2 separate regions of the Homo sapiens genome follow, and region 2 is linked to region 1. A link is a contact called in ENCODE Hi-C data. All regions are on one chromosome and are shown on one strand. Each heading gives the region's core, a stretch centred on a gene start or an enhancer-like site at or near the end of the contact. The rest is flanking DNA. Distances are from core to core; before and after follow the strand shown.

Evidence for each region. A loop is a pair of places that touch in the nucleus more often than their neighbours do. Pooled maps may share reads with other maps.
Region 2: a map of PC-3 shows a loop between it and region 1 (3-fold over the local background). The contact joins the promoter of UC.134 here to the enhancer-like site in region 1. A Hi-C loop is called at or near these places in 2 of 168 maps with a recorded cell type or tissue (PC-3 and heart right ventricle) and 1 of 50 pooled maps.

What each region holds. Positions count from the first base shown.
Region 1 is chr3:158,469,744-158,472,463 of GRCh38, forward strand. The region is part of intron 7 of RSRC1 (arginine and serine rich coiled-coil 1); the gene reads left to right. Among named protein-coding and RNA genes, the nearest start is that of UC.134, 56 kb to the right of the region's middle. Within about 2 kb of position 1,333, at least 2 of the 41 ENCODE cell types and tissues checked have a DNase peak (open chromatin) inside an H3K27ac peak, as active enhancers do; they include PC-3, where a contact is called at or near this core.
Region 2 is chr3:158,525,312-158,528,156 of GRCh38, forward strand. It overlaps UC.134 (long non-coding RNA uc.134), which reads left to right and starts at 1,397. Exons shown (of 1, transcript NR_148407.1): 1 at 1,397-2,845. The region is part of intron 7 of RSRC1 (arginine and serine rich coiled-coil 1); the gene reads left to right.

The DNA.
Region 1 (2,720 bases), core at 83-2,582:
CTCTGTTGATATAAAATGATGATGATGACTTAGCCGAAGTAAAACTATTCTGCCTTAATTACAGGACTAGCATTTGGAAATTCTAATTACCTATTAACGGAAAACAGGTGAAATTCAAGTATTCTTTGAAACTTATGTTAGCATTAGTAAGACTCAAGTCTTATTAATAACTTTAATGATGTCAGAATGTGTTCACTATAACAAATTATTAGCTCTATTAAAAGAAATTTGACCAAAACCCAGTTTGAGCGTGTGAATATTTATCACATTATCATACCTCATAATCTCTTTGCCCCTAAGATACATGGCTGTAACATATTCAGAGATCATTACTCTAAGGATACTAAATTACTGATTACATGCTAATATGTATTTTAAATAATGAAGCCAGGTGTGTAGTTTCTAAATAGAAGATTTTATCCCCAAAAAAGTTGTCTTTCCCAATACATATTGTTAGCATCACTGGCGGACTTATGAACTTTGATATTACTCTTAGAGGTTTAGAGTGGGTATCCAAGAAGAATTGTATTATTGAAAATTTTATGGAAAATTAGCCTTGTTTTTCTCTGCTCTTAGAAACACACACACACACACACACACACACACACACACACACACATATATATATATATATATAAAACCATCTTCAGTGTAATTGACCTTTTCTTGAAAGTGTATATAAGTTTATTTTAGTTTTCTGGGATTAAGTGGTATGCTATGTCCTTTATTTTCTAAAACCATGTTACAAGATGATGGTGGGGGGTGGGAATGGAGGATTAATACAACATATGTGATCAAAATGTTTTCTAAACTACAGTTGTTCCAGTATAATTTAGTTGGTGTAAAATTAAGAAATTGAATGGAGAATATAGTTCAAAGAAAATGGTTTATGTAAACCTTGATTGTTTGTGCAAATTTAATATGATTTGATAACTTACCACTGTTTTAAAATAGAGAAAGCTGAATTTATGTATATAAAACCATAATCTAATCAATTCTTAACATTTCCACCCTATTGTAAACTATTATAATTCAAGATGAACAGCAGGACCCAATCGAAATCATCTCCAACGCCAAGAAAAAAAAATTATTCTCTGTCATTCCCTATTAGACTGGGTACAGTGCATTAGACAATACATAGGGCAAGAGAGGTTGAGGTAGAACCAAAAGTTAGACTGTACTAGAAGAGATCCAAAGTTCAAGAAACTCACGCAACAAGAATCAGCATCCTAGGCTGGAAAACCAAGCACAGGCTAAGGTAGAGGATTTGGACAATGTTGGACTAGAGCCCAGGCTTTAAAAGTATGAGGCCATAGAGCAAGATTATACATCTGAAGAAGATGCATGAAATGCTGGCCCTAGCCCCAAGAGGCAATGTGTTACTGAGTCTTTTGCCTTCTGAGTCAAGGGCTCTTTTTGTACTTTCTCCTTAAGGCAGAACTAGTCCCAGGGTGTTGCCAGTGAAGACAAGTCTGCAGTATGATAAGTAGATTAGGATATAAACTGCAGGCAGAAACAGAGTGATTTGGATATCAACAACACTTCAGTAACATGGTGACTTTGGGTGAATCATTCAACTTCTAAGTCTTTATTTTTCCATCCGTGGAAGAATTTAAACATTAAATTAATATACATGAAGCCCTTATCACAGAGCCTAGTATATACTGAGCATTCAGTAGAAGTTAGCTATTGTTATTATAGCAAAAGCAACAGTAATGATGGTATACCACTGGCTAGAGAAGGAGAGATCAGGGTAATGGGATTCAGGCAGTTCCTTGCTCCCTCTTCAAAGTAACAGTATCTCACTGTGATTTCAGAGAAAATAATTCTGCTTGTGATAAAGAACATTAATTGATAAAAATACCTTTATAATTTTAAGTAACATACAACTCAGATGCCTACCATGTATTTCTGTATACTGATGGTGAATTCACAGAATTTGCTGTGAATATACAAGTTGGGATGACTCAGACTTTCCTAAGCTATAAACGACTTCTGCAGACTTATTGGGAATGGTAAGAAATTGTTGGAATGAGAGGAAAGGAAAGAATTTAGTCATCTTATTGAATCCTATCCAACCAACGTAGACATTATTGCTTGTGATTTGGATTAAGCCCAGCTGTAGTGCTTCTGATGCTGGCAGAGTAAACACCAAAGTCCTAAGTACACTAAGACATTTTAGGAAAATACCACATTATGGTTGTTTTTTGTGAAACGACAAAAAATACTTTATGTAAACAGAGAATAAGTCACTCTGCAAACAATTATTTAAAAAGCACTAAAATATAGATCACTAAAAAATAAAAACTTTATGTAACAGCAACATTCTAGGTACCTTAGTCATTTTTATTATATTTAATTATACCCAGCCCTTGTTCCTACCTACCATATATCAAGTTGGTTTTTAAATCCAAGTTGTTTTATAATTCCAAGATAAGGTTGTTTTTTATTCATTATCATTTTTGAGAACTTTGCAGGTCAGAAGTGCTACTGAACAACACCTACTTTGGGAATTGAAAATAATATCTTCTGTCTGTAAAATAACTTGAAATTGTGTTTTGTTAGAAAAAAGAAAATATTCTCACAGACTTTCAACTTCTAAAGCATCATGTTTTTTAAATACAAAACATACAAGAGGTATATTGTACTTTGCAGTCGAGTACACATATGCATATGTATACAAACCTGAAAAAAATACAAAATAATACTTGTCCATTTCC
Region 2 (2,845 bases), core at 147-2,646, 56 kb after region 1:
ATCATTAGTCATCAGAGAAATGCAAATTAAAACAGCAGTGAAATACATTACACCAATTAGAATGGCTGTGAGTTAAAAATCTGATAACGCCAACTGTTGATGAAGATGTAGAGCACCAGTACTCTTCTACACTGCTGTTGGGAACATAAAATGGTATAACCACTTTGGAAATCAGTTTGGCAGTGTCTTACAAAGTTAAACATATGTCTACCATACAACCCAACTATTTCAGTACTAGGGCAGTATTTACTATCCAAGAGAAATAAAAACATGTTCACACAAAGAGTTGTACATGAATGTTATAGCAACCTTATTCTCAAAAGCCAGAACCTGGAAACAACCCAAATGTTCATCTGCAGGTGAATAGATTTTAAAAATTGCAGATATTCATATAATAGAATTCTACTAGCATTACCACAGATGTACCCAACAACATGGATTTATCTCAGAAACGTTATGCTGAGTGAAAGACATCAGATATAAAAGAGTATGCAATTTATATGGAAGTCTAGAAAATGCAGACTAATCTAAAGTGGCAGGAAGCAGATCTGTGGTTGTCTGGGGGTCAGGGTAGAGATAGAAATTGACTACAGAGAGACACAAGAAAATTCTTGGTAACAATGGACATGTTCTATATATTGATTGTTGTAGTGGTAACACAGAATTAACATGTACCAAAACTCACCAAATTGTATGCTTTGATAGGCACAGTTATAGATAAATTATACTTCAGTAAAGCTAATATTGTAAGTGCAATTTGAAGTATTTGGTGGTTTCTTTAAACCTTATGATTTTATATGATGCACTTCATTATTGATATAGCAAAATACTCTGCTTTTAGAAAAGAGAAATTAACATCATCTCACATCTTCTACCATCCTCCCTACCCCACCTCTGTTTAAAGGATCAAAGTTGTACATAAAATTGATAAAATAAGCACGTAAAATCATAACTATTAATCATGTAAGGTTATCAAAGATTGAAAGGCTACAGAGCAGCCTAGTGCAATGGGAAGCGTAGAGGATGTTTGAAGTACTAAGACTTGGTTTCATATCCAAAATCTAGCTCTAATAGTATATCTTAAACTTAGAAATGAGTATATTACGTATTACCAAAAATTAGGATCAAGTGAAACATGCTAAGGCACTTGCAAACACAACAAATCCCTGTTCCTACCCACTGTATAGTCAGATCTTAACTGCTTGCAGATAAAAGTTCTAAATAAGAATTAGTTTGATTTGCCAATGAACTCTGAGAGAGCAACTGGAAATCTCAACCAGAAATCTCCAACACCTAGCCTAGCACCTGGCATAAATACATGTTAACTAAATTAATTTCCTATTTCTGAACCCCAGTGTTTTTATTGGCTCTGTTCAGAGAAATTAAGGCACATGGGGCCATAGACTATTTTCTCTAAGCTTATGAGCCGAAACATAATATGCTTACAAGAAGAGACATTAGAACTCATAACTTTATACTGACTAATGTTCAAATACAATTATGTTAGGTATCCATTTGCTTCTGACATCACAAAAGAACAGATCACAAAAGACTTGGACTTAAGCTGTCTGCTTTTCCTTGCATAATAAGTCCCCTGGTTCAGGGAATCCAGTCATTATAGAATTTAGCCTAACTGCTTCTAATCCATGTAGGACTTTTTATTAAAGATGAAAACTAGTAAAGAATTAACCATGAGAGGAAATAAAAGATTAATTCAAGTCAGTCATCACCGTATCTATATCTTAAGAAGTTAATAGTTCAAAATCTTTTTTTTTTTTTTTTTTTTTTTACTGGTAGAAGACTTCTGAATATACTCGCCGCTTCTGAATATACTCCCAGCCCCATGGTGTTAGGGGTAGGTTGCAACTATGTAACTCCAAGCTGACTGGGCTGGCACCAACATCATCAGCACTGCTAACATCTTCCAGCAAGTTTTAGTTCATTAATCTTAATGCCATACATGTACCCTTTCTCTAGCTAGTGGGTGGCCAGACATAAAAACTTGCAAACAGAGGCAAAGACATTAATGGGATGATGCAAGAAGAGAGTTGGAGATTTTTTTTTAAATCTCCTTTGCACATAGGAGTGACCCTAATCAATGCTTTTTGGTGAATATAAGCAGAATACATCTTGTTGCCTTCTCTAGAATAGAGAACTAAGTAGATATGTTGCCTCTGGGTTCAATATTTATTTCTGGAAACTCTTTTCATTTTACTACCATCCTCTAATAAACCAATACATCCACTTTGTAAAATATAAGACTCTGGAGTTATTATATGTGCTTATAAAAACACACCTTTAGATAAGTGGTTTTTCCAATCTTCTGATACTCCTCATTTCCTTCTCATTGATTTTCAAGTTTCAACACAATTTTTTAAAAATAAGGATTTAAACATGAGACAGTAAACCTGGGTAAAGAACTAAGGGGTTTTGAAATTCAAAGTTATTATTTCTGTTTTTAGTAGCTGTTCCACCCTTGCAAATATGTATAATAATTAGCCACAATTAATATTCCTCTTTTCCCTAATTCATTATAAAAAGTATAACTTCTATACAATAATGCATTACATTTTTATCATGAGAAATCATAACAATATCTTTATATTTGAACCTGAACTTCAATATGAATTTGTGAGATTTTTTATATTAATGTGTGTATTTTGTAATGTATGTGGTATGTGTATATATATGTTTATTTTAGACACATTTGACTACATTTATATATTCATAGAGATTTACATAGAGGCATTAAAAAAACAGGCATAGTCAGTCATGGATGTTCATTATATATAAAGGTTATTGGGGATGCAAAGATATAAAAGATAGAAGAACCTAGTAATTGCCT